Regions from separate parts of the Mus musculus genome. Here regions 1, 3 and 4 are each linked to region 2. The links are chromatin loops, found by intact Hi-C in ENCODE. Cell type or tissue: left cerebral cortex. All regions are shown on one strand. Region 1 has its middle 400 kb from the start of Rps6ka3. Region 2 has its middle 570 kb from the start of Cnksr2. Region 3 holds the start of Cnksr2 (connector enhancer of kinase suppressor of Ras 2). Region 4 has its middle 340 kb from the start of Rps6ka3.

Region 1 (8,000 bases), 240 kb before region 2:
AGAATGAGTGCCTCAGCCCACCCAAGTAAGATGGAGAATGAACCCAGGCTGAGCAAAGCATGACCATGATGTCACTGAAACTAAGAGAGAAACTTATTTAAGGATAGTGATAAACTTCTTTGAGTGCAGCTGAGAAGACAATACATTTAAGGATGGAAAGGTGACAGACTACATGCCAAGATAGAAGATGCTGCTGTGACATTGACCACAATGATTTCAGCATGGTGAGGAGAGAAGCTCCATTTTGTCAGAGTGATGGTAGAAGAAGAGGTCCACAGACCCCAGTTTGGGCTTCACTAGATTTAGTTCTCTCTTATCTTTTGGAAGTTTACAGGAATGCCCTAGATCATTCATTGGAGATGGAGGAAGGTTTATGGCTGTAACTTAGCAGTATTTTCACACACACACACACACACACACACACACAACTAATTTAAATGTCTTTGTCAATGACATTGGTGATTCATTACTCTTTGGGAAGTGATGGGCATATTTTTCCTCTCTGTCCACTTCTCATTTCTTCATGTTTCACATCCATCTCCTGAAGACATTATTTTGGTGGCTGGGCATGCAGCTCAGTGGAAGAGGGTGTGTATAACACACACAAGGTTGGGGGTCTGTTGCCAGTGGCACAGAAACGTCACACATTTTTAGCATCTATCCCTTCTATGCTCTAGACTTACTGAAAATACTTCTGATTGAATTTTACCTCTATCCTTTCACAGATTTGAAAGAAATATTCTTTCCTGTGTTTGAGTTTTCATGCACCTTGAGTTTCCTGACATTATTTTCCTCTTAGCAGTTTGGTAGGGCTCCCTTGGCCAGAATTTTTTTTTTTTGCATGCTCATTACATTACTTTAAGAAGTTGATGTTCCCAAATGAGAACACAGTGATGGAGGAAAGTAGACACTCATGGAACAGACTAGAGGTGGCTGCTAATACTAAGGGGAATATTATGTTTGATTACCACCCTTTCAGTCAGCTCTCACCATCATGGTCAGTGATAAATGATGCCTGAGACTGAACTGTAAGAGAACAATGAGGGCTTTCTATAGTAGATGGCAGCAGTTCCAGTGTACATGCTATAATTGAGGCTGTCTTCTCTTTTCTCTCTCCCAGGCACACTGCTGGATTGAACTTTCAAGCATCATTTGCAGTTTTACTTAGCCATAGTAAGAGAAGTGGATACAGGGTAGAAAAATAGTAACCAGGCATTTGAAATAGACCAATTCCGAGAATTCTTCTTCATGTTCTCTTTCCCTTTGTCTTCCACTGAGGCTCAGAGCATTTATCAATATACCCTAAGGGACTGGACCTGATCAAAAAAGAAAGAGATAAAAGGAAAAACAATGTCATGAATACGTTTTCTTTTTGGAAGTCACATGGACAACAAACTGACATAGAAAGCCACAGTGATTTTGTGATCTGTTGGTTACAGTCACTGTCGTAATGGTTCCTCACTAACACACATTCCTTGTTTGAGTTTTCTCTCTCTCTATTCTTCCACACTGCTCTGGAATGCATCACTGTTTTAAAATCAAGAGTTCCCTACCTTCCTGCCTTCCTTCCTTCCTTCCTTCCTTCCTTCCTTCCTTCCTTCCTTCCTTCCTTTATCCTTTGTCCTGTGAATACTACCCTGGGCTAACCCCTCCCTCTGGATTTCTGAAGTGACTATTCCCTTACTGGCTGAATAATGAAAAGCTTAGTTATGATAGTTTGATTCCATTTAGCTTTTTAAAAAATTCAGCATAATAACCAAGTTATCATGAGATTTATATAAGGAAATAGCAGTTAGTGGCTTAGAACAGCATCTGGCATGTAATAAGCGCTCCAACATTATTTGTCTCCTGATAGTTTACTCCTTCTGTTTTCTGAACTGCTACCTGTGTGAAGCATCGAGTTCGCTGGTGCAATTCATGTTGTTTCTTCATCTGCAACACTTATCAAGACATCAGTACCACTTGCCTTCACTGACACTTGCTTAGCAGCTACTGAGGACAAAAACCTTGGATAGTGCAGGGTTAGGGATATGAATATGCATCTGAGGATGCCAATTAGTTTCCACATCTCTGTCAGCAAATCAAGTGAATTGTTACTATTTGAAGTAGTTCTTTTTTTTTTGATTTTTTAAATAGGTATTTTCTTCATTTACATTTCCAATACTATCCCAAAAGTCCCCCATACCGCCCCCCACTCCTCTACCCACCCACTCTCACTTCTTGGCCCTGGCATTCCCCTGTACTGAGGCATATAAAGTTTGCGTGTCCAATGGGCCTCTCTTACCAATGATGGCCGACTAGGCCATCTTCTGATACATATGCAGCTAGAGATAGAAGCTCTGGGGATACTGGTTAGTTCATATTGTTGTTCCACCTATAGGGTTGCAGTTCCCTTTAGCTCCTTGGTTACTTTCTCTAGCTTCTCCATTGGGGGCCCTGTAATCCATCCAATAGCTGACTCTGAGCATCCAGTCAGTGTATGCAATGGTACACAGCATTGCTAGTGTATGCAATGGTGTCAGCGTTTGGAGGCTGATTATGGGATGGAACTCCGGGTATGGCAGTCTCTAGATGGTCCATCCTTTCATCTCAGCTCCAAACTTTGTCTCTGTAACTCCTTCAATAGGTGTTTTGTTCCCAATTCTAAGAAGGGGCAAAGTGTTCATTCACACTTTGGTCTTCGTTCTTCTTCAGTTTCATGTGCTTTGCAAATTGTATCTTATATCTTGGGTATTCTAGGTTTCTGGGCTAATATCCACTTATCAGTGAGTACATATCATGTGAGTTCTTTTGTGATTGTGTTACCTCAATCAGGATGATGCCCTCCAGGTTCATCCATTTGCCTAGGAATTTCATAAATTCATTCTTTTTAATAGCTAAGTAGTACTCCATTGTGTAAATGTACCACATTTTCTGTATCTATTCCTCTGTTGAGGGGCATCTGGGTTCTTTTCAGCTTCTGGCTATTATAAGTAAGGCTGCTATGAACATAGTGGAGCATGTGTCCTTCTTACTGGTTGGAACATCTTCTGGATATATGCCCAGGAGAAATATTGCGGGATCCTCCAGTAGTACCATGTCCAATTTTCTGAGGAACTGCCAGACTAATTTCCAGAGTGGTTGTACAAGCTTGCAATCCCACCAACAATGGAGGAGTGTTCCTCTTTCTCCACATCCTCCCTGCATCTGCTGTCACCTGAATTTTAGATCTTAGCCATTCTGACTGGTGTGATGTGGAATTGAAGTAGTTCTTAAGAAGTTCCTTTTAATTCTTTGATGATTTCATAATACATATGTACATAGTAAAATAAAACATGTTCATAGTCACCTGCCATTTCATCCCTCCCACTTCCCCTAGACCTGCCCTCCTCATGTCTACCTCCAAGCTTCATGTAATATTATTATTATTCTTTTCATTGTTATTAAATTCAGTTAATTTAGTGCTGTCCATATGTGCATGGGTGGGGAACATTTCATAGGAGCATCAGCAACTGCCAGTGGCTACACTTTCAAAGAAGGATCTTTCTCCCCTTGCAGCTATCAAGTGCTAGTAGTTCCTTAGTTAGAAGTAGGGCTTCATGAGTCCCACTGCTGAGATGGTATTTGCTTGCATCCTCAATGTTGAATTCCTTAAAGCTCCTCCTCAGAGAGCTATTGTATGGATGAAATGGTAGACTAGAAAATCTCTGCAAATCTGAAAGTGTGGAACAAGTGTTTTGAAAGATGGCAATTTTCAACCCTTCAAAGCTTTTAAATGAAATTTGCAACTTTCTGTGAATTTTTTGTCTTCCCTCCAAATTGAAAATAAGCTTGTCAAAAGTGAGGCATGCATTATTTGATCTGTAAATCTCTAATCTACAATGTTCATCATGAAAACCCTAAATTCCTTTCCTTAGCTGGTAGTTTTCTGCAAAGTACTATCCATATATCACATATGGGATATGACTGTTGGCTTCAAGAAAAGAAATCTGCTTCAGGCATGTTGCTAAGTGGAAAAATACACTTTAAAAGCATATACTTGGTTCTCTGAACAAAACTATCTTGGGTTTTAAGCACTGGTCTTCAACAAAACTGACAGGCAAGGAATGATTATTGAGCTGTTGGTCTGCTCTGTGCATCTGGACACACAGTGTTGAGTAAGCTGTCAATCCTCCCATCTCTCCAGGCTATTTTAGGGATGCTCATGGTGAGGTCATGCATATCCATTTCTGTAGTGTTCTCCCACTCTGCCCACTCACCATGTGTTCTGCTGCTGTGATATTTTTGCTCACTCTCATAGTACTCTCTCCCTCTTACCTTAATTCCCTCCCCCAGAGAAGAAAGTTAATTCTTCAAGTCCACTCCCCCTAAACTGAGAATGTGAGTGAGATTTGGAAGGACTGCTCACCCTGCTATTTTCCTTTCTTATCCGCTTCAGGTTCGTGTTGAAATGACTCAAGAGTAAACAGCTTGATATTCTTTAAAAACAATGCTTCAATGGAAGAAAAAAAATAGATCAATGGTAAAAGAATGACATTTGTTTCTCTATGACTTGTTTCTGCTGTTTCCCAACTTTCACATTTAATTCTACTGTCTTTCATGCAGTTTCAGGTCTGCAGAAAGATGTTTCTAAAGGAAAAGAAAATGACCAAGTCATACATTTAATAACAGTACAAGGCAGAACCTAAATACAAATATCTTTGCACTGGATTTAAATAATCTCTTTGTTGTCAGTGCAGCACCATGGGCATAGAAATGGCTTCCAGTCTCATCTCTCTCGTCTCCTGTGAATTAGCAAAACCACAACCCAGCTTTAAGGAATAGTTTTATTTTTAAGTCTTTGGCTCAGCTGTCCTTAAGTGATTTTATGTTATGTCTTATCCCGGTACTATTGCCTCTTTGACTCTATCTTTTGACAAATATACATAGCTAGACTTGTCGCTCAGTTGGAAGAATGCATTTGTGGTTTGCAAGAAGCCCCCAGCACTGCCTAAAACCAGATGCCCTGGCACAGGTTTGTAATTTGAATACCTGGGAGGTGGAGGTGGGAGAATCAAAGCAAGTTCAAGACCAACATAGGATACATGAGGCTTTACCTCATGAAATGTTTTATTTTGTTTTTTAATACTTACCCTCAACTCTAGATAGTTTCAGATGGTCTGAATCCAACTCTATTCTTTCACTTAAAGGTTGTTTAAAAATGATTACTACTCATGGGAAGTTACAAGAATGAGACAAATGTTCTGTGAACTCTTTAGCTTATCTAGCTAACAAAGGACACCCAGTAAATCTGGACATTTGGATAACTAATGGATACTTTTCAGTATAAGTATATCTAATCCGAAGCCTGAGACATAGCTATAATTATCACGTCATAAAGTAACCTGGAAGAATTCCTGCCTGTTCAGTGTAGAGAACAACTAGATACATACTTATATTCCTTTGTGCCCTTTTACTTTAAATATTTTCAGAACTGTTATTATATTTAATTCTGTTTTATGGAATATTTACATGTTTCAAATGTGAAGGTTACACCATTATAATTCCAGTGCTTATGATCTTTGAACAAACTGAGATTAGTTCATTTTAATTTTTTTTTCAAAAGATGTGATACTTTCCCCTAGGTACCACTCTTTTGTGGTTACTGCATAAAACAATTTTCTGCAACAGCATCATTTCAGAAAGATAGCCTTCACAACAGTATGGCTGTCTTTTACGTTGCTTTAAAACAAGCCACCTCATGTTTAACCTAGAGAAAAGCAGGATTCATGCTAATTAGCGTTCCAGTTCCTTTCATTTTGTACAGCACTAAAAATATTTCACAAAGTCCTTGAATGGAAAATCAACAGGGAGATTTGCAAATGTGATCCTAATTAAGGTGTTTGTGTTTTATTTTTAACAACACTGTATATAGGTTTTATGATTTGGAATTGGGAAAATAAGAATGAATTAATGCTTGTCTTTAAAAGGCAGTTTTGGGGGGGTATGAATGAATTACTTAATGTTCATTCAATTAAAGAACTTAAAGATGATTTGGTGTATAAGTCTTTTTTGGATACTTATGAATATGTAAAAATTTTGACAGGTTAAAAATTCAGAACTAATCAATACTTATTATGCCAACTTCAGTGTTACTTTTAGTGTTGGGAGGGAATACATGGTCTTATACAGGCTGGGTAAGTTCTACTGCCCATCCTAATGCATGCTTACTATAGAAATATTTGAAAGTCATAAAAAGTGAAAACACTATCTCTTTCCAAATTACTTTACCTAAAAGAAAATCATAGTTATTGTAGAGATAATTCTTTTTAATACTTTCCTATGTTTATTTAACACATTTGGGATTAAGTTAGGCACATATTCATATTTACTTTTTCCATTTAACATTAAAATATAAGCCCTTTGGTATAATATTAAGACTTTGTAAATCATTTATTGGCTATTTATCATTCTACTATTCAACTTGGAATTAAGATTTTTAAATCATGTTATCTCTTGATCCAATTGGTATAAAGCATATGCAAGAACTTAAAGGCACTTTAAAATATGATTATGCTCTTCCATAGAAAAGTTTTGGATTCTCGATCTTACAGCACAAGCAATTGCTATTCTATTCAGGAATTTTTCCCCGGTGCAATACCACTTCTGGGCATATATCCAGAAGATGCTCCAACTGGTAGGAAGGACACATGCTCCACTATGTTCATAGCAGCCTTATTTATAATAGCCAGAAGCTGAAAAGAACCCAGATGCCCCTCAACAGAGGAATGGATACAGAAAATATGGTACATTTACACAATGGAGTACTACTTAGCTATTAAAAAGAATGAATTTATGAAATTCCTAGGCAAATGGATGAACCTGGAGGGCATCATCCTGATTGAGGTAACACAATCACAAAAGAACTCACATGATATGTACTCACTGATAAGTGGATATTAGCCCAGAAACCTAGAATACCCAAGATATAAGATACAATTTGCAAAGCACATGAAACTGAAGAAGAACGAAGACCAAAGTGTGAATGAACTCTTTGATCCTTCTTAGAATTGGGAACAAAACACCCATTGAAGGAGTTACAGAGACAAAGTTTGGAGCTGAGATGAAAGGATGGACCATCTAGAGACTGCCATACCCGGGGTTCCATCCCATAATCAGCCTCCAAGTGCTGACACCATTGCGTACACTAGCAAGATTTTGCTGAAAGGACTCTGATATAGCTGTCTCTTGTGAGGCTATGCCGGGGCCTAGCAAACACAGAAGTGGATGCTCACAGTCAGCTATTGGATGGATCACAGGGCCCCCAATGGAGGAGCTAGAGAAAGTACCCAAGGAGCTAAAGGAATCTGCAACCCTATAGGTGGAACAACAATATGAACTAACCAGTACCCCCTAGAGCTTGTGTCTCTAGCTGCATATGTATCAGAAGATGGCCTAGTTGGCCATCAGTGGAAAGAGAGGCCCATTGGTCTTGCAAATTTTATATGCCTCAGTACAGGGGAACGCCAGGGCCAAGAAGTGGGAGTGGATGGGTAGGGGAGTGGGGGGGGGGTTATGGGGGACTTTTGGGATAGCATTGGAAATGTAAATGAAGTAAATACCTAATTAAAATAAAATTTAAAAAAAGAAAAGTTTTGGAAAATTTTCTATACTTACTATTCCAACCTGGGAATTGTTTTAAGGTATAAAAAAAGCCATGGGACTTTTTAGGTTAGTTTGCAGTATATATTTCATCTGTGTGCCCTCACACCAGTGGCTTTCAGTTTGATCCTTGAACTGAAAGTATCAGAATCCCCCAAGAGCTCGTTGGAAATGCAAATTTGGGGACAAGATCCCAGACTTACAGAACCAGAAACTTTTATTAGAAAATTGCAGTTATGGTGCTCCATGCTCATCCACAAACCACTGCTTCAAATTCTGGAGTAATTTCTCACAAGAAGCTTCTCCTTTATCATTTCCTTTAACTTGTATTCATTGGTTGGTTACTGCATCCAACATTTGCTGAGTATCTATAACAAAAT
Region 2 (8,000 bases):
GTCAACTAGCACTTCTTGGCATCAGCAATAGTGTCTGAGTTTGGTTTCTGCAGATGAAATGGATCCCTAGGTGAGGCAGTCTCTGCGTGGCCTTTCCTTCAGTCTCTGCTCCATTTTTTGCCCACGCATTTCCTTTAGACAGGAGCAATATTTTTGATATGGGTGAGTGTAAGGTGCTATACAGGCTGATGAAGGAGGAAACACACCATAGTAATCTTACTCAGCACTGGGTCTTAGGTATTGCAATGCTGATCTGCCAGGCAAGATGTGCCAACATGATCAACATTAGCTTGACTGTGATGAGCTTACCAATGGCTGTCTGATTGAATTTGAGGCTTGCTTCACAGGAGGGGATTTCATGCCTGGTGCTGTAATCCTGGTAAAAGTCCATGGCTGGGGATGTTATAGCCCTATAGTATAATGGTATACCATATGGTATGTGGTATGATGGCAATAAGGCTATTATCATTTTGCTAAGTTGTACTGTTAAGCATTCTTCTAAATATTCGTATTTATGTACATAGACCTGGGCTGTTCTCACCCTTCATCAGAGAAACTTCTTTTTACTGTGGGCAGCAATCAGTGCACAGAAGCATGACCAGCTAAACCACCACAAATAAAAGACTAAATTCTCAGCACTAAATGGAATGACTAGATTAACCCCAGTATCACCAAGGTTCAGGGAACATTGCAGAGGTGAAATGACTATAAGAGCTGAAGTATGGATAGGAATGCTGTGAAGTGCTGTCTTGTGGTCATGGAATGGCTATGGCACTCATGAACTCACAGTAGCTGGGGTTATTTACATAATACCTATATATGATTGAGCCAGCCAAACTCCCAGCATAGTTAACAAAACCTACACAAGATCAAGGCAGCCAAACTCCCAATATAGTTGGTGTAGAAAATTTCCAAGCCCCACTTACTGTAGAAGCTGTTACAAGTGGATAGTTGTTGGAAGATATCATTCTTCTTCGAGTATGTGGTTACTCATTGGATTCCCTTGCTCCAGTGGATGCTCTGCACCCATGCACATTTGGGAAGCACTAACTGGACTTACTGGGTTATCAAAAAAAAATGTGAGATGGAAATGTGTTGAGCATGAAATGGAGTGCAGAATTTGGAAAAAAGAAATGAGGTATAATGTGATCATATTTCATGTATGTGATCTTATTACATGTATGAAAAATTTCAAAAATAAACAATTAAAACCCTCAATAAATATATGCATGTGTTACTTATTTGCTGGTAATTATAACTTACATAACATATTGGAAAGGACTCAGATCATCCAGTTTTAAGGTAAAAATCCATGTTTTGCATCTCTGTACAGATAAATACAAAAAAGACCAACACCTTGACTTTTAGCATGTAAGCAAAGGTGTCTCACCTGAGCAAAGGCAAGTGTCAGATACTGGTAAGGAGAGAAGAGGGCAAGTAGATCATTGTTTCCTCCTTTGTAGATCGACCTTGTTTTCATTCTGTGTTTTTGTTTGCTACTTCTGCCAACTGTATCTAGCGCTTCCGTAATCAGGGGCCAACACAACATTCTCACTCAGAAAATCCCCAACCAGCACAAAGAGGCTGTGTAGAAGAAGCTAATAGTATGTTGCTTGCCCTTCTTTGATCCTGGACAGCCACCAGGTTCTAGCTTCCTTCTAGATGCCAATATCTGCATCTCTGGACCTGAGAACTTTTTTTTTTTTTGAAACTGGAGAAGCAGATGGCAAATATCAGTGAAATATACCCTTTAATTTCACAAGAGTAGCCCTAAGCCAATGGCTGCCAGAAATTTGGTATCTATTTCCAATAAATCATCCCTTATAAAATGAGATAACCATGAAGTATATATTTTATACTGCTTCCTAGGGGTTTCTGTTGGGATTTGACTTCAGTTGCTGCTGTGGTGGTGGAATTTACAGTGTACCTTGAATATTTCCCTTTCCTTCTCTATAGTCTTTCCTCACCATTCTTGCAGTGGTCTCTGTGTCAAGCACACAAATAGAATCCTCATTTTATAACCTGGTCTCCTATATCCAACTAAGAGAAATCCTTAGTTTCCCCTCCATCCCATCTTCTTGATGATGTTTGCATTTGATCACCACTTTGATCAATACCACTACTCAATTGTAGTGGGGGGAGTTGCCTCTTTAAAATAAAATTTTAACCTCTTTGTATTGTTACATTGCTTTGGAGAAGATTTTAAGTTTCAAATATACTGGCATTTAAGTAATTATTTGTTCTGCTTCTCTTTTTTGACAGTACATAAACTGGTTCTTTTCTCAAGATACAAGAGAGTGGCTGGGAACTGGATATTAAAACCAACTCTGGCACAACAAATGAAAGACCTCTTCCACTGTTGCCTGTGAAGAACTCTTACAAAGGTAGGATAATATGCAGCAAAATTACTTGCCTCTTTGAGCTGGCAAGGAATATAATTAAAATAAAGAACTGACATCTTATGTGACAAAGTCTGAGTAGGAAGCATAGCATTTATTACCTCCTGTTCGCTAGCTTTTCTTTGGAGGAAAAAAAAGTCAGCAAGATTTTATCTTGGATGACGCCTACTCACCTGGCTTGGCTTAAGCTAAAAAACATGAAAATGGTGGGGTGTGAAGTAATAGACCAGATATGCAATTTGACCATGTTATGGCTTAAAAACTAAAGCTAAAATGCATTTTCCCTAAAAATGGGATGATCCAGAAATCTGCCCTATACATTAAAATCTAATAGTGGCACAAGCTCTATTATATATATATATATATATATATATATATATATATATATATATATATATATATATATGTTGCATTGTTCTCATTGACACACAGCAATGCCTGTTCCTTGGGGTTCTTTCAGGAGATCCTGGAGCTGAAACTCACTCAGGGTATACCCAGATTCTTAGGAACAACACTGTTGTTTGAATCAGAATGTATGTAAGCCATGAAATAGGTTCTAAGAAATTTTATTTTATCTTGTAATCATTTTTTAATCTCCCATAATTATTCATAAGGAGAGGCTCTATGAGAATTTTTCCCAGAATCTCCATGGAGGAGAAAGGATAAAAATTTGCTGAACTATGGAGTCTTACTAAAGAATTCTTCTCCGAACTTAAGATCCCTCAAATCTAGTCCTCATCTCAGACCACAGCATCCTTCCTCTCCTAAATACAGTCTCTGAGTAGGAGGTTCTCAATGTAGTACTGACGTAGGTGTGAATATTCAGTGTTTAAAGTCATGGGAAGCAACTTAAATTAAATTGCCTCGAAGTTTTTTAAGCTTTTAAATTTTCTATTTTGGATTTTTTTTTCAAAAAGACGGGCAGGGAGAGAGAAACAGCTTGTTCACTGGGTATCTTTTGTCGACCCACTCCCCTCCCCAATACCCTGAGATTCAAAAATTCAGTTTTGGGGTACCAGCATAGCAAGTCTGCTAGTACTGGAGAAAATGCACATTTGGCATGTTCTTTTGTACTGATGATTAGTGAAAGAAAACAACACTCTTTTCAGTAAGGTCTTCTCCTATACAAAGTAGAGTTTCAGCCACCATAAAGGGAAGCTATATTTATAGAGCCATGTTCTCTTGCAAGCTTGTGTGTGCAATCTGCTCCTGACCATCCCATCTGGCATGGACTGAAGAGATTCTAGACTTGGGATTAGTTAAAGCAACACAGTTTTTAAAATATTCTGAGGAATAAAAGATTCCAGTATGATTTTCATAAATTTTCAGCATCCTTTTGTCTAAGTTATTTGATGTGAACTCATTTTAATGTCCGCAAATGCAGCCATGATGGTGTAAGATCTACAGGAGGGTGGTTTTAAGTTGAAACTGGCCATCAACCTATGAGGAAGTGTTGTTTTCATTTTATTTCCAAATCCCTAGCTTATGTGAGCTTGAATCTTCTCAGTTGTTTTTGTTTATGTAACTCAGGAGGTACATATTTGTTCTACTTTTTAAGTACACGTATAATGTTCATTTGGAAAGTGAACAGTTGCAGTACTAATGCTTGCCAATAGTGGGTGCTAAATGAATATTTGTGGAATAAAAAACAACACTCCCCATTGTATCTCAGCATTATATAGGTTTTTATCTTTTTTTTTAGTACTGCAAGTATCATTTTACTTGATTCTTACAAGTAACTAGGGAACCAATGGCCACTAATTCTATGTCCTTAATGAAAGTTACCCAACTGCCAAATGATGCGGTTAGGATTTAAACTCCAATTATAGAAATAAAAGGCAATGCCTTGGCTTTACCAAGCATTGAAGCATGGAATTCAGGCCTCTCTTGGAAAAGAACAAATGGTTTATGTTGATGTAAACATAACATGATATACAGGAAATAATTTGAATTATTGTGGCATGATAAATTTGACTACTTTATGGAGGGCTATGGATGGCTGGTTAATCCAATTCTACTTCAATGGAAGATTTGGAGCAAGAGAGATTGGCATCTTTCTAGGCAGATTATCCATTGTCCACAATGAACTGAAGGATGATGATGATAATAATAAGCAGAGCTGTCTTTGCCTCAAAATGAGGGGGGTGGGGTGGAACTAGAATGCAGAGGGTTTAAACTGGAGAGAATTCAAGCTGAAATGCTGTGCTCATAGACAGTGACTTGAGTCAGAGGAGACATTGTGGAGGCACCTCATAAACGTTTTTCTTTTTTCTTTTTTTTTTTTTTTTGTAAAGGGAAGTGGAAGGATTTTTATGAGCAGTTAATAGTCGTTTAAGATTAGATAGCAGCAATTATGGCAGACCCAGCTGATAGTAGCCAGCATTTTAGTAATACTATCAGTAGTATGGAAAAGCCAGGGAGATTAAAGTGATAAGGCATTGTATAGCTGGGGCTTTATACCTAAGACTTGCACCATTAAGACTGTTAACTACAAATTAGGGTGAAAGGTTCAGGAGTGGGCAAGAGTAGAGGTCTGCACATAGCCAGAAAACGAAAAGTGAGACCTATGATGTGTTAAGATGCAGGAAAGAGAATTATAGCATCAGAGAGAGGAATCTAGGAGTCTGAGAATTGACAATTTCAAATGTCTAGTGAATGATTGCAATGCAAATTGAGATGGACCATTGTGATTTACGAAGTCCCTGTGATAGAGACCAGAGTAACAGAAAAAAACATTAACAATGATACTGATTTCTTTTTTCTGAGAAGAGTACAGCAGAGAGTAGATACATACAGTAAAACTTTATATAGAGAGCCTGAATAGGAACATAATACAAAATAAAAGGAATTTCCTTATATCTGACTATCTTCTTTCCCGATTAACTTCATCTGGACCCTCCCTCTGCCCCCACTTTCTTTGTCAAAGGATAAATCTTCCATGAACATAATTTTGAAAGTTTGCCTTTTAACACTGCTGTTAAATTCATAAAAGACCTATTTGCCATTTATAGGAAAGAAGAAACGTATACTTTTCTTTTTGTAAATGACTTTTTGGATGAATAGAATAGAATAGAATAGAATAGAATAGAATAGAATAGAATAAGGTTGAAACAATGTATTACCATTTGGTTGAAAAGAAATTAAAAACAATAACCAGAAGGTATGAAACTGTAATAAGAAGGTTACAAACTAAACTGGAATGGACTATTGTAGACTTTGCTAGAAGAGGACCTGTCTTAGTTAGTTTTTTATTTCTGTGATAAGCCTCCAAGAACAAAAGCAATTTGGGGATAAGAAGGTTTTATTTCATCTTCCAGGTTTAAGATCATACTCCATCATTCATAGAAGTCAGGACAGAACCTCAAGGGAGAAATTTGTAGGTAGACCTAAAATAGAGGTCAAGGAGGAATGCTGCTTACTGGCTTGCTCTCCAGGTTTTGCTCAGCCTTTTATATAGCATCCAGGACACCTGGCCCCAAGGGTAGCAAAGCCTATGGTGATCCGGACTCTGTCATATCAATCATGATGATAATGTATTGAATCTCTAAAACTGTAAGTAAGCCCTAATTGAGTATTTTCCTTCATAAGAATTGCCTTGGTTGTGGTGTCACTTTACAGCAACGAAATACTAACTATGACAAACAGCTTGTTAGACCATTTTATAGGGTGAGACTTGTGGCCCAGGCAATGATGGATCAGTAGTTGGTGGGATGACACATCAAATAGGACTACTTAGATGTTCCCTTGGCCCACTAAACTTTAATCTCACTCCAGGACCCAGAAGACAGACGAAGGGGTAAAGTTCATTAGCTGGACCTCTTTGGCTTCATTACCAATGTGTCTGCTTTCCACCTTTAATTGGCTTATGAAGGATGGGTGGCCAGATCTGGCCTTGGCCACCAAATGTGACTCTAAGTTTGATAATATTAATACTTCAAAGATAGGTGTCTTTTGTCTAACTAAGGGAGCTAAGGCTCTACTTTCCATATGTTCCTGTTCTTGTTATGTTCCTCTAAAGCACTCCCAAATTTATCAGAAAGTTTCTGTTTCTAGAATAATTAGCGTCTCCCTCTACTGTCCTATTATGTCTGCAATATTGATGTCTTTTGGAGATGATATTTTTAATAACTTCATTTCTTTATTGTTTACATACTTCCTATTACCTAAAACTTGATCTTATTGCTATAGCCATTGTTTAAATCATCAAATATCTCAAATTAGAAAGTTCTAAAGTATACCTGTGGACTTGCTCGATTTATAATTTTGCCTCTTTTGGACATCTCATTTAATATATATATATATATACATATATATATATATATATATATATATATATATATATATATATATATACATACACACACACACACACAAAACAGTGTTTGGTTACCTTCAACTCTCATCTTTAACAAAGTTTCCAAAGTTCATTTAGGCCATAGTATATGTAAGGACTTCATTCCTTTGTATGGCTGAATAACATTGATTATATTGGTACACCAAATTATATTTAACTATTTATTGATAAATATTCACTTTGTATCTAGTACCAAATTGTTATGAATAATACTGGTATAAATATTCATGCCTATGAGTAATCTTATGTGTTCTGAGTATATATAATCATGATTTTGTTTAATGATGGGTATGTATTCTAAGAAACTTTATTTCATTTATTTGAACACTATATTTTTACATAATGCTTTATGGTGTATAATCATATACCTTATTGATCCTAAGTTAAAAAGTTGTACAACAGATTAATGGATACTATAGATATTTGTAATACAATGGTAAGTATAGAAAGGATACAGTAACATATAATATAAACAGCATAAAAGATTAAAACTGATGTATTTGTACAGCTCATTTATACTGAATGGTGCTATCAGGACTAGAAGTTTCTCTAGGTGAGTTGATAAATAAGTGACTGAAGGATTAGGTTGTTAGCATAAACTATTATAGACTTGAACAACATACACTTAGGCTACATGAATTTTTGTGTCACTGGGTATTGAATGTACATAAATACAAGACAAATATTTGACTACTGAGCTATATCTTAGTCTTCTATTTAAAAATATGATTTACCAGATACATGGAAACTAATAGAAAAGAAAGTGGGGCAGAGTACATGGGAACAGGGGAAATTTTCCTGAACAGAACACCAATGGCTTATGCTCTAAGATCAAGAATTGACAAATGGAACCTCATAAAATTGCAAAACTTCTGTAAGGCAAAGGACACTGTCAATAGGACAAAATGGCAACCCAACAGATTGGGAAAAGATCTTTACCAATCCTAAATCTGATAAGGGGCTAATATCCAATATATATAAAGAACTCAAGAAGTTGAACTCTGGAGAACCAAATAACCCTATGAAAATATGGGGTACAGAGCTAAACAAAGAATTCTCAACTGAGGAATACTGAAGGGCAGAGAAGCACCTAAAGAAATGCTCAACATCCTTAATCATCAGGGAAATGCAAATCAAAACAACCCTGAAATTCCACCTCACACCAGTCAGAATGGCTAAGATCAAAAATTCAGGTGACAACAGATGTTGGCGAGGATGTGAAGAAAGAGGAACACTCCTCCATTGCT
Region 3 (8,000 bases), 570 kb after region 2:
GTATCTTTGCAAAATAAGTGGTAAGCAAAAGTCCATATCCCTATAAGCCCAATTTGGAATACATTTATGTTAGTTCTCTCTTTGGCTCCAAAGAGACAAAGCTTAAAAGTCCTTCCTTTAGTGGAAGACTCCCATCCTAGCTGATAGAATTCCTAAAAATAAGATCCAGTTAGAGGACTATGTGTAAATTCTTCATCTAAAGCCAGTTAAGAGCACATTACACTCTAAAATCTTAACAGAGGGTATGTTGGTTAAGGGATTTTCATTTTTATTTTGAAATCTATAGGGACAAAGCATCAACCAGTGTCACAAATTGGATTGACATCACTAAAAAAGATTATTTCAAGTGATTCATTTTGATATGGTTGCAAATATCTCAAAAAGTATAGATACAATTAACTTAATTAATGTAATATTTCTACTCTGCTTGAATTTAAAAAAGAATCTGAGGCTCTTTCCAAAGGTTCATAGTTTGGCTTTTAAATCTAGCCTGTGGAAGAATTGTGATGTCATACTAATTGGTTCATTATATTTTTGTATATATTTACGACAACATTCTTTACTCCTAATCTTTAAAAATTGTATTGTATACTAAGAAAAGGCAATATTAAGTTGACGAGGCTTTTATAGAGTAACATTATACTATACTTACAAAAAATGGGGCAAGATGTTAAATTCTGAATAAGAGGCAGACTACATGAATGGTAGCTTATTTAAACAGTTGGGGAAAGAAAAATACCACAAAGATTCAGCTGAGTCATCTGTAGTTAAAGAATAAAAGAATAAGAGCAGTGATGACTTAATCCTTTCTTTTCTCTCCCCTGCCCAAGTCAAGGATGCAGAAAGTGAAGAGCCTGTTATGTTTTGAAGAGATTGAAACAATTTCTGCTGATTAGATTGTCAAAGTCAAATGCTATATTTTATTGGTGATCCTAAGTGAGGAGAATTTAAGAAAAATGCTTAAGGCCATGGTACACTCTGTTAAACAATAGGAATCTATACTCACAGTTTGGTTCATTCTTAGATTTATATTTAGTTTTAGTCATTTTACATGATTGGACAAAACAAAACAAAACAAAAAAAGCCTAACTGTAACACAAATTGGAGGGGACTATGTACTCCCTCAATCTAATATAGGGTCTTCCTCAAAATTCTCTTTTATTTCTCTATAATATTACTTTCTCATTTTCTTTTACAGTGGTCTTGTCACATAATTTTAATTAATTTATCTTTCCTTATCTATATTCTCTCTCCATCTTCCCTACACACCCTATCTATCTATCTATCTATCTATCTATCTATCTATCTGTCTGTCTGTCTGTCTGTCTGTCTATCTATCTATCTATCTATCTATCTATCTATCTATCATCTGTCTATATGACTACACCCTGGCCTGAGACATTTGTCTTGATATCCAGCTCATCAGACAAGTGATACTTTAATTTTCACTTGCTTGCATTATGATTTACAGTATAGTTGCTTGTCATAGAAGGCCAGGCCCGCATCTTGCTGTTGCAGCCATATTTGGTCATGTCCTATATTCTCACCATTTCTGGTTAGATAGGGATCAGAGAAATTCATGGTGTGTCTCAGACTTCTTTTTGGTTAACAATTTGATGATGTCCATCCAGGAGATCTTCAACGGACCTCCCATTCACAACAACTGTCCATTTAATGACACTGATACAAACCTTTTGGCTTGTTTTCCAAGTTGAAATTCTGAAATGAACTTGCTGTTACAATCATACATACTAATTTATTTAACATGTGTAATTTATGTAACTATGTGTAATAGATCTAGGGAATAGGATGTAATGGCTAAAGTCTCAGCTGTAAGATGTAGCTAACAGTCGAGCTAGTTTGAGGCTAGAATAAAACAAAGTGATTAGCACTTTGCTTAATAAAATGTGTGTTATTACTAGTAATATTTTAATACCATTACTTGTTTTATAATCTAAATTTCTAAATTTGTAATCTAAATTTCTTTTTAAAAAAGATTTGTTTCATTTATTTTACCTGCATGTATGACTGTGTGAGAGTATCAGAACCCCTGGAACTGGAGTTACAGATAGTCGTGAGCTGCTATATGGAAGCTGGGAATTGAACTCAGGTCCTCTCAAAGAGCAGTCAGTGCTCTTAACCGCTGAGCCACCTCTCCAGTCCCCAGTAAATTTCTTTTTAAAATTTTATTTGTATATTTTGGAGTTTGGGTTATTAGTAAACAAGTCTGAACACAAGCTTCTTAAATGGTATTTGTTTGTAGCACTAGCATAAAAACATCAGTGTGTTATCTACTCCTGTTTTGCCTTCTCCTGTGTTGGGGGAGAACTTGCCAAGCCATGCCAACTGAAGAAAGTGGTGTTCTGTATCTTATAAACTTGAGTTAGACAAAATGGGTACCGAAGGAACTGACATGATTTATTGACATTATTGAAATGATTATAGAAATAAAAGAAGTTGCTTGTTTACTCAATGTGACTGTTTAAGAATTATACCGAGGGGGGAAAAAAAACAAACCAGCTATAATGGTGGTAGAGCTTGCTACTAGACGCTCTAGAATTGTCATTGAAAGTGAAGCCTCATTTAGGCAAAATGTGTATTTCTAAACGTTGCATAGAAGCATGCATAGGTTTTTTGAAGCAAACAATATGTGAAACATTATGTTTGCAATTTGTCACTAACTTTAAGTCCTGTTATTACTCTTCCGTTCTTATATAAGAACGACTGAACACAAAATGACATCATGTAAAATAGATGTCGGGGACCTTGTGTTGAAGGAGGTGGCCGACAACTGAAGCAGAGCCTGGGAAGAGGCACGTGTGGGTTCTGGAGGCTGGAGCCTCTTGCAGTTGACATCTCTGACTTCCCGGGTTCCTTTTATCACCCAGGGTAGATCCGACAGCACGAGCCATCTAGTCTCCTATGGGCGTCTCTGGCTAGATCCTGACTCCCATCTGCGGAAGCCCACATCCCGTGTTCTCCGCAGGGTCCGGAGGAGTCACCTCGGGAGCCAACTCAGCAGCCGCGAGGGCGACAGAGAGAACAGTCAGGACTCCCATTGTCACCCCAGCAGTTCTGCGGCGTCCCCTCCCCCCTGGTGGCGAGGAGAGCTTGGGACAGGGGTGCTATAGTACCCTCCTCCGCCACCCCGGGTTGTCCGTTCAACTGGTGGGGCGACCCGTCTCGCTGACTCTCCTGGAAGGCCACTGGGAGCCACTCTCCTGCCGCCGCCGCACCTGACTGCCTAACTGACCCCGGGGCTGGGCGAGCCTCCAGCTGCAGCGGCTGGCTCCGGGGCTCCAGGCGCTGCCGCACACGCCCTCCCGGCGCGGCTCCGGCCGAGTGCGACCCCCGGGGCGGGAAGGCGGGAGCGCGAGCAGCCCACACCTGGCCCGCGAGTCTGCTAGAAGTCGGGCGGCGGCCACGCGCGCTGGCCCACGCACGCGCACAGGGCTCGCGCGCACCGGCTGCCGGCCCTGGGGGCGGGACCGCGCGGCGGCGAGCGGGGCGGGGGGCTCGTGGAGCGCGCGCCCCGCACCCGAGGGCTGCGGAGAGATATTTTGGGTGGCAGGAGGCCCCTCGTCATTTCCGCCGGGCGGCTCGTCGTGCCGGGGGCTCCACTCCCGCGCGCCAGGCGAGCGAGCGGGCAAGTTGGCTGCGACCGTGCGCCGGCGCCTCTTCCTTTCCCCGCCGCGACCTCGGCGGCTCGAGCCATGCACTGAAGCCCCTCGGGACGCTCACCCCGGGCTGAGCCGCGGACGCCGCAGCTGCGGCTGCCGCCTGGGCTGGGACCTAGCCGACCCCGGCGTCTTACCCCGGCCAGCTGGCCGGCCGTCGCCGCTCCCACCGCAGCCACCTCCGACGCTCCAGCCTTGGGACCGAAACACAAAAGCCACCCTCTCCGCGCCGCCCACCGCGGGAGGCTGCGGCCGGCCACCGACCCCACCTGAGGGCGCAGCGGGCTGCGGACTTGGCTTTCTGTCCGAGCTCCGCGTCCCACGCGGCACCGACCCCGCCGCCCATGGCTCTGATAATGGAACCGGTGAGCAAATGGTCTCCGAGTCAAGTAGTGGACTGGATGAAAGGTAATGCCCTCTGTGGGGAGAGCGAGGCGACACTGGGGCGCAGGGTCCCGGTACGAGGGAGGGGTGCCCGCTAGGGCATAACACGTCCTGGGAGCTTCCAACCAACTGCTGAGGGTCCTCCCTGGGGATGGACAGGGGTCCTCTGGCTCTGGCAGGGGCCCGGGGACCCTAGACTTCTTTTGTCTTCAGCTGGAGGGGCGCGGGGAGCAAGAGGGCGGCGGGCGCCACCTGGTTGAAGCTGGAAGCAGGGCGGTGGAATCCCCGCGCAGCTTCCCCGCTTCCCGCTTCCCTCGACGCCTTCGGGTTGAGAGGACGCGGCGACCCTGTTTCCAGGCTAAGGGAGGAGCCCGTGGGACCTATTCTCGTGGCTGCCCCTTCACCAGCCCCTTTGTTCCTGGAAACCCGAGGCCCCTTCTAGGTCTCGCCCTGCCAAGTGCCTTCCCCAGCGCCAACTCTCCTGGCAACTTTTAAGCCCGCATAATGGGGTCAGGATGCAGTCGCTCCAGTTGGAAGGTGGGAACCCCCTCCTCCATGCTGGGCTGAGGATGATCGGGAAGGGAGCGAGCTACTTTAGGGTAACATGCTTCCCTTAGGGCAGCATCCAAGCTAATATATGTGGGATCCCTCCTGTGCACCCCAGCATGTCCTTTGCTTTCCTAGGTTGAGGTCTGCGGTGGCTTTAAACCTCTCGCGGCTTCTTGTTAAGGGTCCAACATTGGGTTTAAAGTGATGCGCATTCAAGTATTCTCCTTTCTTCCATATTGAAGGCTCCCCCACACACACACCCGACAATTTCTAATGACCAGTTTCAAACCTTAGCCCTCCTCCTAGACGCAAATGTGGGCTTTTTCTCTAGTCTCCTGGCTTTCCTGTCTCACTATCTCCCTCTGTTGTCTGAGTTGAGGGGCTTGTTGGGGACCTCTCCAGTCATCCCCAGACTGAACTCTGCAAAGGGGATGCTTACATTGAAATAAAAGATTCTTGGACATGCTTGGAAAATATGAGAGTTTTGCTTGAGGTCGTACCCGAGCAGGCAAACTTAAGATATTCTTCAAGCCTTATCTGTGAAAATGCCCCTTTCAAAGAGGAAGGAGCCCCTTTCCTAAGGCTTGCTTAGCAGTCAGACTTTCTAAGCTCTATATACTCAAAGATGGAAGGGATTGAAGGTAGTAGGGAGAAATAAATTCTCCCCGAATCTTTCCCCCACCATTTCGGACATTTGCCTATTCTTCTAGGGTTTCTCTTTATGTGTTTTGCTTCCTTTTCTCCCTGATTTGCCCTGTTACTTCTCACTTACTTTGATTTTCTCATCTCATATGTAAGAAAAATGCTTTGTAACTGCGAAGCACACTGTAAGTGCAAGTGAATTGAATTAAACCTAATTCATTATTTATCCACTGCCCCTTGTGTGCAGTGCATTGGTTGCCATGGGGGTTATAAAGATGACTAAGACAAAGTCTAACAGTGCCTCATCTTTTCTGCTGCTTGTTCTCTTTCCATATTTGCTATTAAAATTCCAGCTTCCTGGATTCACACACACGCGCACACACACACACACACACACACACACACACACACACACGCCTCAGGAAAATTCTGTCTTTTCAGTTTCTTAGTCATGGATGACAGAGTAGTCACAGGAAGTAAGAATGTTGAATTAAAACGCTTTCTTTGAATTTCTCTGAAAGGTGAGTTTAGTTTGGGTCTGTTGCTGCAACAACATTCAGACTTATGGTGTCTTGGCTTCATGGGATTGCCTTCTAGAAATTCCCATGATGCCTGTAATGAGCACTGCATACTCCATCTTCTTTACCTCGTACCCAGTTACATGCTTGCGGCTTCCTTTCTCTCCACTGTTTTAGGTTCCCTGAAGCAAGCACAGCATATGATGTCCTTTAAAAATCTCTCCAGTGCAAAATGTAGTTTCTTTGAACTTTGGAAAAGATTATTTCCTGTAATTTTAACTTTACATGATATTTAAGTTGAATAACTTGTTTTTTGTACCTGTTGGTGACACATTTTATAGTTACCTAAGAAGATCAGTTAGGTAACCAAGATAGAATTTACATGCCTTTGTAGAACAAAAGACTGAATAAGACTAGGAGAGTATCTGCTTTAATTATCAAGTTCAGGTCCCAGTTAGCTGCTTAGTCCTAAACTGCTTATTGTTAAATTTTCTGTGATAGTCATATACATTTCAGATCCTATCAGAAAATGAGATTTCTAAAAATAGTTGGAGGAGATGAGAATTTCCTCAACTTGCTCTTTATAGTGTTACCTTAGTTAATTTTCTCTACTATTTTTCCCAGTAAACTTTAAAAAATGACATTTAAAAGATAGTTTTTCACTTTCCTCAGTAACAGAAATGTTGGAAAGACGACTACCAATTTAGCCTATAGCTTTGAGTTGATTAGACCTTGCTTAATGATTTTTAAATATATAGTGTTATAAAGTCAGTATTAAGGCATGAACAACATTTTATTGTTTGTTTGTTTGAAAAGGGATATCATATAGTACAGATTGGCCTTGAACTTCCTGTATAGCCAGTCATGACCTAGGATTTTGGATCCTGCTTTGTCCACTACCCCAGAATTGGGATTACAGGTATAAGCCACCACTCCTGGTTTTATACAGTGGTTGGGATCGAACTCAGGGCTTCTAGCATATTATCATGTTTCCTATAAGCATCAAGTGAGCCACATCCCCAGACCCTAAAACATGAGTAAGGCTCCTGAATAGTTGTAGCATTCTAGTTCTTCAGAGTGTGTTATTTGTATGACACCTTCATCATCCTTAATATTTATAGGTTTCAGCTACAGTGAAAGTATAGCTACCTATACTGTTTTAGTAAGGCACATACTTTATTATTTCTAGACTTTTTTTATTTACCAGGTAGAAAAATGCAATTAGATCATATGATTATGATTTCATGAAATTTCTAGAAATTATATAGAGACTAAGTCCTCAAAGGATGAAATGAAGGATAAAAATAAATTTATTGGGCTTTCATAGTGTGTATTCAAGACTCGTTTAATGAAGGACCATTAATGTGGCAATTAATGATCTATTTATTGAAATATATTTGAAGGAGATACTGATATAAAATGTGTATATGATTAGCAAAGATATAAGCTGCTCATACACTCTTTGTAAATGCAACACTGTTCAGTTTTTTTGTTTGTTTTGGTTTGGTTTTTGGTTTATTTTTGCTAGCAATGTTTATTTGATATGGCACATTGTCATTGTTAGTTGCAGTAAATGTACAATACATGATCCATTTATGAGTCACTAAAATAAGGATTTCTATTCCAGATTATTTTGATAGTAGTTTTGAATATTTGGTGATAGCTCATAAACTTTTACACTAATTAAAGATTAAATATATAAATTACTTTTGGAGAAAATATACACAGCCTGTATTTTTTTTTTAGTACTTTAAACCAGCATTCAAGTGGAAAGCATGTTCAATCATCTTATAGTTTTGATAATCTTAAAACATCTTTCAAAACCAGCAAAGGCAAGTAAGTTATTGAGAAAAGTCATAGATGATAATGTAAACCAATAACTAATTTGTCACTAAGCCTATTATTCTAGAATATTATTTCTCAGTTCCTGTTTATTTGAAAATCCTGGAAATATGTCATAATCTGTGAGTCTCTAAAATATAATAAAAACCTCTGAACACTTCAGTGTTCCTCTTATTATTTTTATTATTAAATTTTCTTGTTCATCTTATACCAAATAATTCCACTCTTCCTTTCATAAGTTTTTGAGCTTAGAGACTAATGCAAACTATCCACATGATCAAGATAATTATTTTCCAGGACTATTTATTTCCCTCTGTGGCATTCTTCAATTGAGTTTTAATCTCTTTCTGGGTTAAATAAAATGACTATCATCTGCAGAGTGAAGCAG
Region 4 (8,000 bases), 300 kb before region 2:
TCAGTAGAGTCAAACAGGCTGGATCGTGCATGAATCTGAGAACACAGGCTCCAGTTTTCCTAAAATGACAAATCGCCTCCCGTTACTCAAGAAATCACAAAAGATTCACACCCACCCTTTCTTCCCCCGAGCTTTGTCCTTCTGCGAGTGATTTGCAGTCCCAGACAAGTATTATATAATGATGAGGCAGAGAAGCCTGAAGCTTAGTCTTACTGCTTCTTTCGCAGAAAAGACATTTAAAAAGAAAAAAAGAAAAACGATTATAACACCATCTTAAATGTTTCCGAGACAAACGTTTCTGCCAAGTGTTGGAAGAGTGGGGCATTAGTGTATTAGTTGTGTCCATTTGCCATGGTCCAAGGGAGCAGTTTGAAGGGAAAGATGGAAAGATACAACTTGCGGGTGAGTGGGAAAGGGCCTGCAGTTCCAGGACATCTGGCTCTGATCCCGGCTGATTTAGCTGGCTGAGTATTCTTGAATTCCTTCCCTTCCTGGTCTTCAGTTTTACAAGCTGCAAATGATGACACAATGCCTTCCAATCTAACATGTTACCCTTCTCTCTAGAATAAATGTAGATGACATTGTTTATTTGACTTCTTTCCAAGAACACAGCAACATTCGACAACCAAGACAACATTGTTCAGGATATTATGGTATTTCAAAAATCCCCAAAGTACTTTGTATTTCACATTTCTGCAAACAGTGTCACTATTTATCAACAATTTCCTTAGTGTTTTTATAGCAATTATTGTCTGAGTAATTCTCTCTGGGGAATCCTAGTTAGGTACTGTGTGGTATGGAAAAGCCTTCAATTTTTTTTTTCTTTTTTTTCTTTTTGCTTCTTTTCTTTCTTTTCTTTTTGGGGGATGGTGGTGGGGAGACAGGGTTTTGCTGAGTAGCTCAGGGTGGTCTTCATGCCTCTACCTCTTGAATGATGTGATTATAGGTCTGTGCTACTCTGTCCCCAGCAGAGCTTTTGATCCCTACGATGCAAGCATCTTTGGGGATTACAGTGAGACTTCAGTGACTTGATGTTAAGCACACAGTAAGCTGGGATATAGGAGCTCTTCAGTACTATTAGTGCTGTTAGTGTTTGTCAGCACTGCTAAAAGATCCAATGCACACAGTTGATTAAAAGGGGTTCATTTTTTTTTAAACCTCAAAGACCAATACAATATTTAGCTCTTTTGTTCACATATTTACTAACTGAGGAACTTCAGAATTTCAAAAAATCTGCAGGGGGATTTTTTTCCCCCCAGAGACACTATCCTGTCTTGGAAAAATCATCTTATTAAGGTGAAATTCTGTGGTTGTTGGCATAGCTTTGCAGCCTACAGGGGCAGTGTGAGGAAGCTTTCATTGTCCAGGCCAGAGAAAACAAAACATGACTGAAAAATGATCAAAATAACAACAGCAGCAGAAATGTAGGCTTAGGTTTAGATCACAGATCTGCCTTTTATTTGCTGTGTGACCTTGGAAATATTGCCCCTTCTATTATTTCTTATGTCTCTTTTAGTGCGTGTTGCTCAGCTGAAGGGAGAAAAGAGAGACTTACTGACAAAAACCAGTGAGAGGCAACACCAATACCACGCAGCTCTGCTAAACTTAGCCCACAGGGTGAAGCAGCCTGATTGAGCATGTGTGTCCCAGGGATGGGGCTTTCTGTTTTTAGCCCTCTGACCATATGCATATGCAAATGCAAAGAAAGCCCTGGTGCCCTGCTCACTGCCTCCAGTACTCAGTTTAAATTGCTGCAGGATGCTTTCTTTAAACACCTGTGACTCTGCCTGACTCCTTCTCTGTCGGAGGGATATGGCTAGCTCATAATCAGAGCAAATTCAGTGTGTGACATTTAATGTTTCTCTTGCCACAACAAAACAGCTTTCAACTGATGCAGGTTCCAGTGTGGGTGAAGAAAAAAAAATTCTCTCTCTCTCTCTTTATTTTTTATTTCTTATTATTTTTTTTGTTTGGGGTTTGGTTTGCCAGTTGGGTAGATTCTGAGTTGTATATCAGGCCTGCCTGGAAAAATGTGACCCCTAGCAGTCATGCAGATTGGATCCATTCTAATGCCCCAGTGTTCTAACAGTTGTCAGAAACATTTGCCTCAGAAACATTTAAGACAGAAAATCATCTTGCTCTCCTCTTCTCATCCCTACTGGTATGGCCGGGGGAATCAGAATTCTGATCATTGTTTGTGTGCCTTCTGGGGTACCCTGCCTAGGGTTCTGTTTCAAAATCAATATGTGATTTTTCTGCACATAGAACATGGGCTATGATGCCATGAAGATCTAGGTCTGAACCTGGGAATCACCAGTTTTCTGCTTTCTAGTTTGGGTCAAATTCTTGAACATATCTAAGACTCAATCTGCATACTCACCAATGAAGCATGAACTGAAATCTAGTCGGCCTGATGGAATAACTGAATTCAGTGAAGTGCCTGCCACATTATCAGCTTAGAGGAACTTCAGCTCTTAAATAAATATTCCCAATCACTCATTTTTTTTTTTGTCTTTTCTACTACCCTCCTAAATGTTTATAGCAGGGTTCTTCTGTGTGCCCTACAGATGTCTCCTGGGGCATCTGTAAGACTCAGAAGAGAACAAGGATTGTCAATAGCCTTCTCATTCCTGTAGCAGCATGTCATTTTCTTCAGCAACTTTAAACTTCACTTAAAAAAAATATGCTGCATATGCAAGGAGAGATGGGAGACAGAGAAAAGAAAAGCCTGCAAAAGTCATCTGTCCCAATTGGACTCTGAACATGATAGGTGTGCAAGTGGGAGCTCGCACAGTGAACAAAGCCAGCATCCAAGTTCCTATTTTTAGAAGCCACAGAAGAGGGGAATATGTACAGCATTTATGTAACACATTTCCAAGTAGCTCCGAAAGGAAGTTTTATATTTAATGGAGTTGTTAACAATTGGGATTAAAAGCTTAAAATAGAAGTAAGAACATGTACCCAAATTGGGGGCATCCTATTGGGTCTGCTGTAGAATATTAAGGTTGGAGAAGCTGTATGCAGAGCTAGGTAATGGGCACAGAAGTGAGCAGAGCCCCGTGTTAAATCTGTCTTTGATTTTGCCCTGTGATTCTTACTGGCTTTCTCTGCCCCATTTATGGGACCACTTCTGTCTCTCCTTTGCAACACCATTCTTTTTTCACCCAGCTGCTTATCTCCTTTTCTTTTTCCCTTAGTAAAATAATGTTTTAACTCCAGTTTTTGCATACATTGCTTCTCTTTCTGCCTTTCAGCTTAACTGTTCTCACATATGAGCTATGCCTTTGTTTAACTCTTTTCTGCTACTGCAAACCTCAGGGAACCTTTACTCAACTGGAAAAGGAAAGAAGGACCACATCCCGGAGGGATTTGGATACCCTGGGATGTGGACCTCCTAGTTTTTGCAGTCTAGAGAAACTGAAGCCATTGAAAGTCTTCCAGCAGAGTGTTTCTTAGGAAGGGTAAGTGACCACTTTGGACAGAAAGAAACTGGCACCCACGTGGTTGTGATTGCTCAGGATCAAGGAAAGCTCTGCAGGTTTAGGACTGTAAAAGAGTACTAATCAGTGATTAATAATAGTAACCAACAACTTAAACTTATTATGAGTCAGGCAACATGGCAGCTACTTAAACCACCAATCCAGTTGACTAGGTATCAATTTATGCTTCATTTCTTTTTAAACTTAGCTTGAAAAGTAACAGGTTTCCCTGTGGGAATTACATGCATAGTCTTTGAGTTGATTCCTCTGACATGTGTCCCTTTTCCTGCCCTATCCTTTTATACCCAGTATTTTTGCTTCCACTTTAGTCACACATGTTCTGTTATTTTCCTCATCTTCTCCATTAAAGTATCTTTTTTTCCCTTCCATCTCAAGGGCCCTTTCCTAGTTTTATACTTACTTATATCTAGTATCTTTAACAATTAGAAGCTAGGGGCTGTGTGTGTGTGTGTGTGTGTGTGAGAGAGAGAGAGAGAGAGAGAGAGAGAGACAGAGACAGAGAGAGACAGAGAGAGACAGAGAGAGACAGAGAGAGACAGAGACAGAGAGAATGAGAGACAGGGCAGTCTTTTTTGTTCTATGCTATTTGCCACGTTCATAAATGTATAATATAATAATTATGATCATACTCACCCACACCCTCTCTTGTATCCTTCTTCTACCCTCACAAAACTGCTCCTCTTTCCACCAAATCCCTAACCCATTTTCAAGATTTTTACTTTTTCTTTGGGTTCTTCTGGATTTAACAGGGGCCACTTCCATATGCATAGTGTGATGCTATCCACTGGATCCTGAGTAACTCCTCAGGAACTACACTTCTTAAGCTAATGACTTCCTGTCCCCTAACAAGCCCTGGAGTGTTATTAGCTCTTCTGGACTGAGTAAAGGCCCAGGTGCCCCTCTGTTGTCTATAATTGAATGTTTACTGGCTCCATCTCATGAAGGCAGTATTTGCCTTTCTGAACCCGACTTATCTGGCTTAATACAAGGTTTCCCAGTAGCACTCATTTTCATACAAACTTCATTTTTATTTTACTGCTAAACAAAATTCTGTTCTGTATATGTATCATATGTTTGTTATCTATTCACCAGTTAATGGATAAATTCTATTTCGTAGCTATTTCGAATAGAGCATCACTGAACATGAATATTCTTGTATCTTTGCATTAGGATATAGAGACTTTGGATACAATCCAAGGAGGAATATAGCTAGGTCACATAGTACTTCTAGTGTTTAGGATTTTCTTTTGAATTAACATTGATTTCCATAGGGATTGTATCAATTTACATTCTCACTAACAGTGGATAAGGGTTCATTTTTCCTGATGTTTTCATCTGTGTTTGTTAATTTGTTATTTTTATGATAGTTATTCTGACTGGGCTTAGATGGAATCTCAAAGAATTTTAAATTGCATTTTCTGATGACTGAAGATGCTGAACACTTTAAAAAGTATCTATTGGGCATTTGAATATCTTCTTTTGAGAAGTCATTGGCCTATTTATTGGGTGGAAGTTTTGGTGTTTTGAGTGCTAAATTTTTGCAGTTCTTTATGTATTTAAATATCTGTTTGTCTGAAACTATAGATAGCAAATTTTTTTGCGGGGGGGGGAGCTGTTGTTTATTCTGTAGACAGTTTCTTTTGCTGTGCAGAAGCCTTTTAATTTCATGCAATCACATTTGCCAATTCTTGGGTTTATTTTATGTTCTACTGGCTTCTATTCAGGCATTTCTTGCCTATATCTATTTGTGAAGTGTTTTCTTTATGTTTCCTTTTAGTGGTTTTAGTGTTTCTGGGTTTTAAACTAAGGTCTTTGATCCATTTGGAATTGATTTTTGTGCAGAGAAAGAGATGTGGATCTAATTTCATTTTTCTGCAAATGGCTATCCAGTTTTGCCAGCACTATTTATTGGAAAAAAAAACCTTTTAAGTGTACATTTTCGATATCATTGTCAAAAAATTGGTGACCATAGATATGTGGGTTTATTTCTGGATCTTACATAAGGTTCTGTTGGTCTACAAGTCTCTTTTGTGCCCATATCATCCTAATTTTGATTCTATTGCTTTGTATTATAGCATAAGGCCACACAGTGTGATGCTTCTGGTTGTATGCTTTTTATTTAGAATTGTTTTGATTGTCCATGGTCTTTTGTATTTCTGTATCAATTTTAGGTTTTTTTTTCTAGTCACATGGGGAATGTCACTAGAATTTTGTTAAGATTTGCATTGAATCTACTTTGTTTTTGGTAGTATAGCCATCTTCATAATGTTTATTTTGCTAATACAGGATCATGAGAGATATTTCTGTAGTATACTTTCAGAATGGAAAAAGAAACAAGAAGAGAAGGCCATGACTGCTCCTAGGTATGGTGGAGGAGAAAGGTTATTGTAGAGAAAAGACAGAACATAGCCAGATACAAGGGCATTTGGGAGAGTCCACAGTAGACATGACTCTGAGTCATTTGTGGAGATGGGGAGGGGAAGGGAGAGAGAAGAGAGGGGGACCAAGTGCAGCAGTCAAGAGGGCAAAGGTACAAAAGGGATAGGTAATGAAAATGTCTACTTTATATAGAAAGAGCCTTAAGGGAAGCCCAGCCCCTGGGATGGAGAGTTTGGGGTAGATGGCAGGGTTTCCCCTCCATACCCTTTAATGTGTAGGAACTGAGGGAAGCTGAAAGAACATGGAAGCCTAGTCCACTTTGACATGTTAAATAGGTACCTCAATTATTTTTCCCAGGATTTGAGACCTAACACTGTTTTCTTCAATGGTACACTTTCAGTAAAGTTTGTATATGTATATTCAGTGTTTAAAGTTTTCTTTAGAGAGAGACCTTTCACCTCCTTAGATTTTTGAGATTATTGTAAATAAATGGTTTTCCTGATTTCCCTCTAAGTGAGTTTATTACTGGTGTTTGTTAGCTTACAGGTGTTTCTACTAGGCTCCTTCCAGGAACTTCTGCTACAACCTTCTGTCATTACCTGCCACCAGGTGCCAACATATAAAATGGCTGCTCTGCATAACCCCAGTTATCTCTCTCTCTCTCTGTCTCTGTCTCTGTCTGTCTGTCTCTCTCTGTCTCTCTCTCTCTCTCTCTGTGTATATCCCTCTCTGTTCCTACATGTTCCCAGCCAGTCTCTTCTCTTTTCCCTTTTTCTGTCCTTTTTTCTGTCGTTCTCTGTTACCTCTTCTCTGCCCTCATGGCTCTGCTTCCATCTGTCTGCCTTTACCTCTTCTCGGTCCTCACTCCCTTCCCCTCAGTCAAATAAACTCCCTTTATATGAGGTCTATTGCATGGCATGATTTCTCAGTGGGATACTTTGGCAAGGGCTGGCCAGGTATAAATGCCCCCCCAATATATTATATTTCATAACAGTATATAAAAAGCTAATGATTTTTGTATGTTGATGTTCATATCCTGCAAACTTAACTGAAAGTGTACCATTTCCAGAATTCTCTGGTGGCATTCTTAACAACCATATCATGTTACCTGCAAATAGGGATAGTTTAACTTGAAAGTGTTGTGGCCAAGATTTCAAACTCTATCCTGAATAATATATAATATATAGTATATATATATAATAATATAATATAATAGTGGTTACTCTTGTCTCTTTTCAGTTTTTAGGAGGACTGTTCTTATATTGAGGATAATGCTGGCTATCTGTTTGTTGAATATAAACTTTATTGTGCTAAGTTATGTTCTATTTCTAGATTTTTTCTCAAAGAGGATTTTTATTCTGTGATTTTTGTTTGGGATGAGAGAGCTATGTTAGCTTCATAGAATGAGTTGATAGTGTTTGTTTCCTTCCTTGTGAAACAGTTTCAAAGTTTGGTAAAATTCAGCAATAAAGCTATCTGATCCCAGACTTTTCTTGTTTGGGAGTCTTTTAATTTTCTACCTTATTGTTTGTTATGTATCTGCTTCAGTTCTTTGTATGTTCTGGATTTAATTTCAGGTCATATAAGTTAAAAATTTACCTATGTCTGAAAATTGTTCTGGATTTCATTGGAATCTATAGTAACAAATCCCTTTTCATCTCTATTTTATTACTTTAGTTCTTAACACTTTTTGGTTAGTTTGGCTAGGATTGGTCACTCTTGTTAGTCTTTTTAAAGAACCAGTTTATTTTCTGATTAATTCTATGAATTGTTTTTGAGTTTTGTATTTCATTTATTTCTGTCCTGGTATTTATACTTTCTTGACATCTGTTTCTTTTCTGTTTGCTGCTTCTTGTTCTTCTAAAGCTCTGAGCTGCATCATCAAGCTACTTTCTGATTTTTAAAAAAGATTTATTCATTTATTTATTTTATGTATGTGAGTACATTGTAGCTGTACAGATGGTTATGAGCCTTCATGTAGTTGTTGGGAATTGAATTTTTCTTTTTTAGGATTTCTGCCCGCTCCAACTCCAGTCAACCCTGCTTGCTCAGGCCCAAAGATTTATTTATTATTATACATAAGTACACTGTAGCTGTCTTCAGACATGCCAGAAGAGAGCG

The links. Hi-C counts contacts between places; a loop is a spot of excess contacts. Peaks named below come from ENCODE experiments on the same cell type or tissue, not always from the same donor. Only the 100,000 strongest peaks of a DNase experiment are listed, where the experiment ranks them.
Region 1: a loop joins it to region 2, with 23 times the contacts of the local background. A loop is called at or near these places in 4 of 42 quality-filtered maps.
Region 3: a loop joins it to region 2, with 5 times the contacts of the local background. A loop is called at or near these places in 7 of 42 quality-filtered maps.
Region 4: a loop joins it to region 2, with 30 times the contacts of the local background. A loop is called at or near these places in 5 of 42 quality-filtered maps.

Annotation. Positions count from the first base shown.
Region 1 is chrX:158,848,699-158,856,698 of GRCm38, reverse strand. No RefSeq gene overlaps it. Among named protein-coding and RNA genes, the nearest start is that of Rps6ka3, 400 kb to the left of the region's middle. In left cerebral cortex, no CTCF peak of the experiment used is centred here; DNase peaks (open chromatin) are centred at 3,684, 4,211, 4,760, 5,721 and 1 more place; H3K27ac peaks cover 2,640 bases.
Region 2 is chrX:158,609,823-158,617,822 of GRCm38, reverse strand. No RefSeq gene overlaps it. Among named protein-coding and RNA genes, the nearest start is that of Cnksr2, 570 kb to the right of the region's middle. In left cerebral cortex, a CTCF peak has its summit at 4,011; DNase peaks (open chromatin) are centred at 2,520, 3,363, 3,547 and 3,962; H3K27ac peaks cover 3,964 bases.
Region 3 is chrX:158,038,862-158,046,861 of GRCm38, reverse strand. It overlaps Cnksr2 (connector enhancer of kinase suppressor of Ras 2), which reads left to right and starts at 3,665. Exons shown (of 22, transcript NM_177751.3): 1 at 3,665-4,085. The coding sequence starts at 4,022. In left cerebral cortex, CTCF peaks have their summits at 3,123 (motif pointing left), 4,317 and 4,971; DNase peaks (open chromatin) are centred at 3,460, 4,057, 4,326, 4,774 and 1 more place; H3K4me3 peaks cover 5,180 bases; H3K27ac peaks cover 4,055 bases.
Region 4 is chrX:158,914,085-158,922,084 of GRCm38, reverse strand. No RefSeq gene overlaps it. Among named protein-coding and RNA genes, the nearest start is that of Rps6ka3, 340 kb to the left of the region's middle. In left cerebral cortex, no CTCF peak of the experiment used is centred here; DNase peaks (open chromatin) are centred at 2,141, 2,783, 3,058, 3,304 and 4 more places; H3K27ac peaks cover 3,788 bases.